2 separate regions of the Homo sapiens genome follow, and region 1 is linked to region 2. A link is an interaction called in ENCODE POLR2A ChIA-PET data of the cell type or tissue named here. Cell type or tissue: B cell. All regions are shown on one strand. Each heading gives the region's core, and the rest is flanking DNA. Links, peaks and the distances in the headings are about the cores only.

Region 1 (5,361 bases), core at 129-5,128, 81 kb after region 2:
CCCAGCACTTTGGGAGGCCGGGGTGGGCAGATCACGAGGTCAGGAGATCGAGACCATCCTGGCTAACATGGTGAAGCCCCGTCTCTACTAAAAATACAAAAAAATTAGCTGGGCGTGGTGGTGAGCGCCTGTAGTCCCAGCTACTCGGGAGGCTGAGGCAGGAGAATGGCGTGAACCTGGGAGGCAGAGCTTGCAGTGAGCCGAGATCACGCCACTACGCTCGAGCATGGATGACAGAGCGAGACTCCGTCTCAAAAAAAAAAAAAAAAAAAAAGAAGAGTGGGCTGGGAGTGGCGATGCATGCCTTTAATCCCAGAGTTTTCAGAGGCCGAGGCAGGAGGATTGTTTGAGCCCAGGAGTTTGAGGTTACAGTGAATTATAATCACTCCAGCCTGGGTGACAGAGTGAGATCCTGTCTCAAAAAAAAAAAAAAGAAAAAGAAAAAGGAAAAGATGGAGGGGGACCAGGCACAGTGGCTCACGCCTGTAATCCCAACATTTTGAGAGGCTGAGATGGGACGATAACTTGAAGCCAGGAGTTTGAGACCAGCCTGGGCCACAAAGAGGGAACTCATCTCTACGAAAAAAAATTGTTTTTTAATTAGCCGGGTGTGGTGGCGTGCACCTGTAGTCCCAGCCACTTGGGAGGGTGAAGTGGGAGGATCACTTGAGCCCAAGAGTTAAGGCTGTGGTGAGCCATGATTGTACCATTGCACTCCAGCTGGGGTAAAAGAGTGAGACCCTTTTCTCCAAAAAAAAAAAAAAAAAAAAAAGACAAGAAAGGACACAGAGACACAGGGGAGAGGACCATGTGACAATGGAGGCAGAGATTGGAGCGATGTGGTCACAAGTCAAGGAATGCCCAGAGCCCCCAGAAGCTGGAAGGGATAGGAAGGGTCTTCCCCTAGAGCCTCTGGAGGAAGCATGGGCCTGCCGGTGCCTCTTTTTTTTGTTTTTTTTGAGATGGAGTCTCACTCTGTCGCCCATGTTGGAGTGCAGTGGCGTGATCTCGGCTCACTGCAACCTCCTTCTCCCGTGTTCAAGCGATCCTCCTGCCTCAGCCTCCCGAGTAACTGGGATTACAGGCTCCTGCCACCACGCCTGGGTAATTTTTGTATTTTCAGTAGAGATGGGGTTCATCCTATTGGCCAGGCCGATCTCGAACTCCTGGCCTCAAATGATCCACCTGCCTCGGCCTCCCAATGTGCTGGGATTACAGGTGTGAGCCACCGCGCTCGGTCTTCCCCACCCCCACTCTTAGGACACAATCCATACCCGAACACTGAGCTCCTACACTCCAACCCCGACCCTGTGGTCCTGATCCTCCACCCCAGGCCCTGCTCTTGCTGTCTCCCTCTGTCTCATCCAGTGTAGAGCAAGGGCCCCTGCTACTAAAAAGGGCTGAATGAAGGGTCCACTCCGGGCCTCGGTGGTAACCCCACACAAAACCTGCGGAGCCAGCTGGAGCTGGCTGGACTTATGCATCTGCAAGCGGCTGCAGCCCTGTCCTGATGTGAAGTCCACAAGGTTACCTGGTGCTACAGGTTCTGTCAGGCCCGGGGTTCCTTGCCACTGGCTAAAGTCACAAATTACCACAAAGTGAGGGGCATGAAAAACAGAAATTAATTCCCTCACCGTCATCAATATGATGAAACCCCGTCTCTACTAAAAATACAAAAATTAGCTGGGCATGGTGGCATGCACCTGTAATCCCAGCTACTCAGGAGGCTGAGACAGGAGAATTGCTTGAACTTGGGAGGTGGAGGTTGCTGTGAGCAGAGATCATGCCATTGCACTCCAGCCTGGGCAACAAGAGTGAAACTCTGTCTCAAAAAAAAAAAAAAAAGAAGTGGTTAGGGTGTGCAGCGACCAGGTCCACGTGCTCTGGGGAATCTGGGAGGGCTTCCTGGACCCTCAGCGTGTGTGAAACCAGGGGCTGCAGGGCTGGGTGAGGAGCAGATGTCCCTGGCTCAGGAACAGGCATGGCACTTGTGGCTCTGCAGTTAGAAATTCATTTTTCTGGGCCGGGCACGGTGGCTCACGCCTGTAATCCCAGCACTTTGGGAGGCCGAGGCAGGCGGATCACAAGGTCAGGAGATAGAGACTATCCTGGCTAACATGGTGAAACCCTGTCTCTACTAAAAATACAAAAAATTAGCTGGGCATGGTGGCACGTGCCTGTAGTCCCAGCTACTCGGGAGGCTGAGACAGGAGAATCGCTTGAACCTGGGAGGTGGAGGTTGCAGTGAGCCAAGATAGTGCCACTGTACTCCAGCCTGGGCGACAGAGCGAGACTCCGTCTCAAAAAAAAAAAAAAAAAAAAGAAATTCATTTTTCGGCCGGGTATGGTAGCTCACACCTGTAATCCTAGTATTTTGGGAGGCCGAGGTGGGCAGATCACGAGGTCAAGAGATCGAGACCACCCTGGGCAACATAGTGAAACTCTGTCTTTACTAAAAATACAAAAATTAGCCAGGTGTGGTGGTGTGCACCTGTAGTCCCAGCTACTTGGGAGGGTGAGGCAAGAGAATTGCTTGAACCAGGGTGCTGGAGGTTGCAGTGAGCCGAGATTGTGCCACTGCACTCCAGCCTGGGTGACAGAGTGAGACACCGTCTAAAAAAAAAAAAATTCATTTTTCATGGCTTGCCAGCACCTACCACCAAATGTGCAATCAAGACAGGTTTTACCAAGGAGCTTAACTCTTTTGTTTTTGTTTTTTTTTTTTTTGAAACAGAGTTTCTCTCTGTCGCCCAGGCTAGAGTGCAGCGGTGTGATCTCAGCTCACTGCAAGCTCCGCCTCCTGGGTTCACGCCCTTCTCCTGCCTCAGCCTCCTGAGTAGCTGGGGCTACAGGCGTCCACCACCATGCCCGGCTACTTTTTTTTGTATTTTTAGTAGAGACAGGGTTTCCCCATGTTCGCCAGGATGGTCTTGATCTGATCTCGTGATCCACCCGCCTTGGCCTCCCAAAGTGCTGGGATTACAGGCGTGAGCCACCATTCCCGGCCCGCTTAACTCTTACTGTTTGCAGGCACACTGATGTACTCTGTTTTGTTCTAATATGAAAATTAGCCTGGGCTGGGTGGGCACAGTGGCTCACACCTGTCATCCCAGAGCTTTGGGAGGCCAAGGCAGGTGGACCACCTGAGGTCAGGAGTTCGAGCCAGCCTGGCCAACATGGTGAAACCCTGTCTCTACTAAAATACAAAAATTAGCTGGGCATGGTGGCGGGCACCTGTAACCCCAGCTATTCTGGTGGCTGAGGAAGGAGAATCGCTTGAACCTGAAAGGTGGAGGTTGCAGTGAGCTGAGATTGCACCACTGCACTCCCCAGCCTGGGTAACAGAGCGAGACTCCGTCTCAGAAAAAAAAAAAAAAAAATAGGCTGGCATGGTGGCTCATGCCTGTGGTCCCAGCTACTTGGGAGGCTGAGGCGAGAGGTTCCCTTGAGCCTAGGAGCTTGAGGCTGCAGTGAACTATGATCACGCCACTTCACTCCAGCCTGGCCGACAGAGAGACTCCATCTCAAAAAAAAAAAAAAAAAAAGAAGAAGAGACGAAGAAAAAAATAAAAAGTACCAGTTGGGACCCACTGAATTGATAACTTACTAATCCAGAGCTCTGTAAGCTACGTCTCTTTATTTTATTAGAACATGGGCACAACCATTTATTCCTTTTTTGTGGCTGCTTTTGTGGGACATCAGCATAGTCCCATGCAACAGAGATCATGCGGTCCACTGTGGCTTTGACCTCCTGGGCTCTAGCGATCCTCCCACCTCAGCCCCCTGAGTAGCTGGGACCACAGGTGTTAGCCACCATGCCCGGCTAATTTTTTTATTTTTTGTAGAGACAGGGTCTTCTCCCTGTGTTGTCCAGGCTGGTCTCAAACTCCTGTGCTCAAGCAATTGTCCCATCTTGGCCTCCCAGAGTGTTGGGATTACAGGTGTGAGTCACTGCGCCAGGCGCATCTGGCCCTTCACAGAAGGGATTGGCTGGCCTCTGGGACTCACACACAGTTTGAAACCCACTGACCTCAAGTGTTAAGGAAGATCAGCTGCAGGGGCTGGGGGTGGTTAGCAAGGAGAGTGAGGTTGGCGGCAGTTCTCCCACTTTCAGCGACCTCTTTTTTTTTTTTTTTGAGAGAGGGAGTCTTGCTCCTATAAGATCTTGGCTCACTGCAACCTCTGCCTCCTGGGTTCAAGTGATTCTCCTGCCTCAGCCTCTCAAGTAGCGGAGACTATAGGCACGCGCCACCATGCCCAGCCAATTTTTGTATTTTTAGTAGAGATGAGGTTTCACCATGTTGGCCAGGCTGCTCTCCAACTCCTGACATCAAGTGATCTGCCCGCCTCGGCCTCCTAAAGTGCTGGGATCACAGGCATGAGCCAATGTGCCCAGCTAATTTTTGTACTTTTGGTGGAGTTGGGGGTTTCGCCATGTTTGCCAGGCCGGTCTCGAACTCCTGGTCTCGAGACCTGCCCGCCTTCGCCTCTCAAAGTGCTGGGATTACAGATGTGAGCCACTGCGCCCGGCCTGGGGATTTCTTTTTTTAAATGGGACTCTGTAAAATGCCATATGGACAGCACAAGTGGGGTCTGCCCTGGGTAGAGACTGGCCTGAACCCAGGGTCAGGGAAACATCAAAATCCACAGGTTATTCCGTGCAGAGTAGGGGGCTCACTTGGGGCCGATTCTGCCCCTGGGGGCATTTGGCAACTTTTGGGGACATTTGTGGTTGTCACGACGGGGAATGGGGTGCTACTGGCATCCAGTGGGCAGAGACTGAGGATACTGGTCAACACTACAGTACACACGGCCGGGTGTGGTGGCTCACGCTTGTAATCCCAGCACTCTGGGAGGCTGAGACAGGCAGATCACGAGGTCAGGAGATCGAGACCATCCTGGCTAACACAGTGAAACCCCGTCTCTACTAAAAATACGGAAAATTGGCTGGGCGTGGTGGTGGGCGCCTGTGGTCCCAGCTACTCGGGAGGGTGAGGCAGGAGAATGGCGTGAACCCGGGAGGCAGAGCTTGCGGTGAGCCGAGATCGCGTCACTGCGCTCCAGCCTGGGCGACAGAGTGAGACTTCATCTCAAAAACAAACAAACAAACAAACAAAAACACTACAGTACACAGGATGGCCCCCACCACAGGGAATTATCCAGCCCTAAGTGTCAGCAGTGTCACAGTCCAGAAGCCCTGGTGTCAGGCCCTGTGTGTGCCGGGAGCATGCAGGTGCAGAGGGGTGGGTGGAGGCTACTGGCTACATGAGATGCAAACCTGGATCCTGTAGTACATGACTGCTCTGGGCAGCTGGTGGCGTCCTCCCGGGTTTACAGAGTGGGAGACAGGCCCGGAGAGCG
Region 2 (5,361 bases), core at 184-5,183:
CAGTTCCATTATCTCCTTGAGGACAAAAGGGAGCTAGCGTCAATGGAACTTCTGGCAAATATTGACCCAAGTCCTTGAAGTTGGCTGGGAATGTGTAAGGGGCAGAAGGAGGGAGGGCCTCCCCTTGGGCAGAGGGAGGGCCTCCCCTTGGGCTGGGGGAGGGACCCCTCCTTAGTCCTGCACCCTCCACTCCAAGGTCACCTCTGGATGAGAGGTATTAGGTTGGGGGGGGGGCCTCCATCCCCAGCTCCCTCGTGATTCCAGGGCACTGAGGGTGCACCAGGGAGGGGGCAGTGGAAATGGCACCTTCAGGGTCCTGTGGGGACCCACAACCACTGGGAGTGAGGAAGGCTGAGAGCTGTCTCTCCCATTCTGAAAGCCCCGTGCTCAGGGCTCCCCAGTATGGGATTAGCTACCTGGTGTTCCAGGCAGGTGCTTTCAGGAATTAAGGGGCAGTGAGGGTCTGGACACCTGGTTCAGGGTCTGTGGCACAGGAAAGTGGGGCCCGTGTGTACCTAGGCTTTATAATTTCTGCCCTGGAGGCTGAGCCTGGGGAGAAGCAATGCCTGGGTGCTCAGTGTAATGCACACTGGACTTCAGGCACTGGAGGCGGGACCTGGGGAGTTGCAGACCTGCCTAGGGGACCTGCCTGGGAAGTTGCAGGCCTGCCCCAGGGAGGCCAGTTTCCCTGCCCGTCTGTACCCTGAGAAGCCTCTGAAGTCTGGGTCCCAGGAGGCACCAGCTGCTTTAGGGGGACAGCCACATCCCTCCGTCCTCCCCCAACAACCCTCAGCAACCACCACCGGCGCCATGGTGCTCTGCCTCCTCCCTGGCCTGTACCCTGCTTGGAGGTGGGGGTCAGCAGGGTCGTGGTGAGGGCGGCAAGGGACAAAGGGTGCTTGTCCGCTGCCCGCCTTGACCTCGGCTGCTGTGGCTTCCCGGACGCCTGGCCTGCCGCTGATTCACGCCCAGGCCGGCCTCAGCGCCCCCCGCCTGCCGCCCCCAGCCAGGCCGCCCCGGGGGGTAGGAAGTGGGGGGGGGGGCGAGGGCGGCGCCGAGTCAACTTTCCCTCTTAAGCCCCGAAGGAATGTCGGCGGATTTCCTGAAACCCGACCCTGGCCGCCCGCCGGCCCTCCCGCCCCTCACCTGGACCGGCTCCCCCGGGAACAGCAGGAGGGGCGCGGGGGCTCACCTTGGGGGCCGGGGTCAAGTCCTCTTTCCGCTCACCCCCCCAGCGGCCTAGTGCAGCGGAAAGGGGGCTGGGTGTGCGGCAATCAGCCTCTTTCCCTTCTCCCCTCAGGCGACCTGGGTGATCGACCCACTCCTCCAGCCTCAGTTTCTCCTTCTGCAAAAGGGCGCGGGGTGTCCCTCCTCCCTGATGCGTTTTAAGCAATGCCCAAAGGTCACCTCCCATCATTGGCAGGGCTCTGCCGGCTTTTCTTTGCTTCTCTCCCTGTCACCTGGACAGAACCACTTTGCAGTCTGAGCATCAGTTTCCTCACCCATATAAAAGGGCAACGCTACCGGTACCTGTCTTATACGGTTGTTGCAAGAAAAAGTGTTTCGTTGGAATGAATGAAAGACAGTAATTGTGGAGGGGTTAGGCGCGCGCGGGCCTCTGGAATTAGCATGTGTGGGCTTGAATCCTGACTTTGCCAACGCGTCCCGGAGCCTAAGTTTCCCACCTGTGAAATGGGGGACAGTATTGGTCATAACGCACAGGGCTGTTTCCCAAGGTGCGGGCCTGGCGCGCGGGTGGGTTAGAAGCGGAATTCTCCTGCTGGATTCTGGCGCAAACTGCGGGCTGGAGGCCCTCGCCGCCGGGTCGCAGCGGCCTAGCATGGGAGGGGAGGGGAGGGGCGGGGCGGGGCGGGGGAGGGGCCGCACCGGGATCCAGATGTTCGGGGTCCGCCAGGCACAGCCGCGCCTGATTAAGCCACGTGGGGGCCGGCCGGGGGCCGCTGAGATGAAAGCGCGGCCGCAGGCCAGAGTAGGGGGTGCGCCGGGCCCCCACCCGGGACACCCTCTTCCCAGGCCGAAACCTGAGCCGCCCTCTAACCCGCAGACCCTGCGAGGCTGCCGCCCCGTCTGCGGGGGCGGAGCGTAGGTGGGGGACCTGCGGGCTGCTGCGCGGCGCTGCAGGCACCTGCGCCAGGCATGCCAGCGAAAGCGGGGGCATCTTTGCAGAGGATCCGGGTTTAGAGGGGCGTCCCCACTCCCTTATCTGGCGGAGAGGAAGCTGGGGGTACCCTCTAACCGAGATTCGGCTCCTGGGGCTACAGTCCATCGCCCTGGGGTGTGATGGTTATGGAAGTCAGAAGTGTCGCTATTTGCCCCGTTTTCCCATGAGAATTAGACATGTCAGCATCACCCCCTCCCCTTGCTCCTGAGCATACCTCTGTGTCCCCTCCCACTAAGCCCCAGCCCAGGGGTCTCCAGCCTTGGGGAGACAGGGCCAGATTCCCTAGGTCAGTGGATCAGGGCTGGGCCAGAGGGAGGCGAGGCTGAAGGAGCAAGGGAGGGGCTCAGAGGGCTTCCCGGAGGAGGCAAACTGCGCGCAAGTTGTCTCCTTTCTAACCTGGGTGTCAAAAGAGAAGATGCCAGGACTCAGCTGCCGGGTCCTGCGGCTCTCACCTTCCTCCCTCTCCGTTCCCTGGTTGGACTCCAGCCCCATCGCCCTCCCTCCTCCTGCAACAAGCTCTTTCTCTCAGGATCCTCGCTGATCCTTGTAGCCTGGACACCCCTTTCTCCTCTCTCCCGCGTGGTCGGCTCACACGTCGCCTCCTCCGCCAAGCTCTCCGCTCTCCTCGACACCCCTGGGGAATAGTCCCCTCCATCCCATCCCCCTATATATTTCCTTTTGGCCCCAAGCGCCAGCAGAGATCCCCCGCCCGTGGGCACCAGGGAGGTGTCCTGGGACCCCCGCGATGGGATAGACGGTGGGGGCCGCGATGCACCTGCCCCGCCCGACCCGCACGCCTCGGGTGCCGCAGCGCAGCTACCCCGCCCGCTCTCCGCATCTCCCACCCCCCGCTTCCCAGGCTGCCTCGCTCGGGTGACGTCAGCGCCCCGGTCCCCGCCGCAGCCGCTGCATCCTCCGTGCCCGGCCTGAGCTGGAGTCCCCCGCGCCCCCCGCGTTCCGCCCGGCCATGGCTGCGGTGGCGCTGATGCCACCGCCGCTGCTGCTGCTGCTGCTGTTGGCGTCGCCGCCCGCCGCCTCCGCGCCGTCCGCCCGCGATCCCTTCGCCCCCCAGCTCGGGGACACGCAGAACTGCCAGCTGCGGTGCCGCGACCGCGACCTCGGCCCGCAGCCCTCGCAGGTGAGGCGCGTGCGGTGCCAGGTGCCAGCGGGGGACGCGGGATCTCTCCGAAGGAGGAGGCGTTGGGATGGGCTTCTCTTGGATGACAGCAGGAGACTTTGGTGGGGGTGTCCGTGGGGAGGTGGGGGTCGGGAATGGGGAGATCTCTCCAGTAGTTGACGGGCTGGGGTTCCCTCTGATGGGGGAGTGCTTGGGGATGCAGGTCCTTGCGATAAGGGGCCGATACCACCTCCCGGGCTCCTTCCGCACTCTGCTGGGTAAGGACCCTCTAGCACCCAACCCCCAGCTCCCTCAGGCCTGATGGTCCCCCCACCTCATTCCTCCTCCTCCACATCGTGTTCCCTCCCCACTCAGAGCTACCAGCCCCTACTCATACCACCACTCCCCAGGATTCAAGCCTGATCTGCGTGTGACCAAAACCCCCTCCTCTGAGCCTCCCCCTCCTCCTCCAGGTCTGAGAATCCTTCTCCATGTCTCCCCTCCTCCCTGGAACCTAGTGGGGGGAAGGCTCATTTCTCTCCACCTTCACTGTCCATTTCTCTTCTCAAGCTCCCTCCCCATCTCCCTCCTCAGAGCTAAGAGCCCCCACTAATATTTGTAGCCTCTCCCAACTTCATCTCCATCTGGCTAGATGTCGTGGGGAGCGGGGAAGCCTTTCCCTGCCTCTGCTGAATGCTCCGGTCCCCCCACCCTCCTCCTGCCCCTCCCCATGGCCTGAGCCCCCTGTCCTCCCCTCCCCCAGGCGGGGCTGGAGGGCGCCTCCGAGTCTCCCTATGACAGAGCCGTTCTGATCAGCGCTTGCGAGCGTGGCTGCCGCCTCTTCTCCATCTGCCGATTTGTGGCCAGAAGCTCCAAGCCCAATGCCACCCAAACTGAGTGTGAAGCAGGTGAGGGCCCGCCGGCAGGGTGGGCCAGCGTGGGGAGAGGTGGCCTGGGAAGGGCCGTCCCCAGTCACCCGCTCCCACCTCCCACAGCCTGCGTGGAAGCCTATGTGAAGGAGGCAGAGCAGCAGGCCTGTAGCCACGGCTGCTGGAGCCAGCCCGCGGAGCCTGAGCCGGAGCAGAAGGTGGGCCTCCCACTGCGGCCTGGGGTCCCTTTTCCCAATACCCCCACCCTCTTCACCCCGTGGGAAATCTTCATTCACGTGCAGAGGCTCTGCCAGACTCTGCGTTCTATACCAGGCCTGCAGGGCAACCTCCATCCAGCCCCGTCATGTCTCCAGCCTTAGTTACATGCAACAACGCCCCCCATGCCCCACCACCTTTTCAGGAATAAGTGGCAGAAAACAGCCATCATTTATCAAACATCTGTCCTGGTTCGGGCCTGACTTCAACCTGTCCCAAATGTTTTTGTGTCACTTGGAGGCACAAAGGACAATGTCACCCCCATTTAGTGCCCAGGGGGCAACCTCCCAGGTCATACACAGGGCTGTGCAAGGGGCGAGATTTGAAGCCACCAGAGCTGTGGCCACTCCTCACCTCACTCCTCTTAGGCGCCCCCAGAGCTGCCAGGTGCTGGTCTAAGCCCTTCCCCTGTGATGAGCTGGTGGTCACTGTCACCTGGAGGGGCTCAGAACTGCGGCTCAGGGTAGAGCAGGCTTGCCTCGCAAGCACGCACACACTGCCTTATGGGAGAAATAATAACGGTTCATCTATTGTAGTCCAAGCAATGCTGCATCATGGGGAAACTGAGGCACAGAAAATCATGTAGCATAGCCAGAGACCTAGGGGCTGGGACTCCCCAGAAAGCCCTTTCCCCACTTCCCCCATTTTCCTCCACCCCTTCCCAGCTTTCACTGCTGTTCAGAAAAGCTCACTGCACTGTCAGCCCTTCCAATTCAGAGCTCCCTCTTATTTATTTATTTATTTTTTGAGATGAAGTCTTGCTCTGTTGCCTAGCCTGGAGTGCAGTGGTACAATCTTGGCTCACTGCAGCCTCCGCCTCCCGGGTTCAAGTGGTTCTCCTGCCTCAGCCTCCTTTGTAGGTGAGATTACAGGCACCCCCCACTACAATCGGCTAATTTTTGTATTTTTAGGAGAGA

The links. Peaks named below come from ENCODE experiments on the same cell type or tissue, not always from the same donor. Only the 100,000 strongest peaks of a DNase experiment are listed, where the experiment ranks them.
Region 1: POLR2A ChIA-PET joins it to region 2 with 5 read pairs; 3 of 35 experiments call an interaction of 5 or more read pairs at or near these places.

What each region holds. Positions count from the first base shown.
Region 1 is chr19:18,690,773-18,696,133 of GRCh38, forward strand. All of the region lies in intron 1 of CRTC1 (CREB regulated transcription coactivator 1), which reads left to right. Among named protein-coding and RNA genes, the nearest start is that of CRTC1, 9.8 kb to the left of the region's middle. RefSeq lists an enhancer at 4,987-5,361. In B cell, for the core only: no CTCF peak of the experiment used is centred there; no DNase peak of the experiment used is centred there.
Region 2 is chr19:18,609,810-18,615,170 of GRCh38, forward strand. TMEM59L (transmembrane protein 59 like) reads left to right here and starts at 3,061. Exons shown (of 8, transcript NM_012109.3): 1 at 3,061-3,320; 2 at 4,063-4,207; 3 at 4,295-4,386. The coding sequence starts at 3,150. RefSeq lists an enhancer at 4,254-4,774. In B cell, for the core only: no CTCF peak of the experiment used is centred there; DNase peaks (open chromatin) are centred at 1,510, 2,122, 2,672 and 3,152; H3K4me3 peaks cover 2,247 bases; H3K27me3 peaks cover 4,825 bases.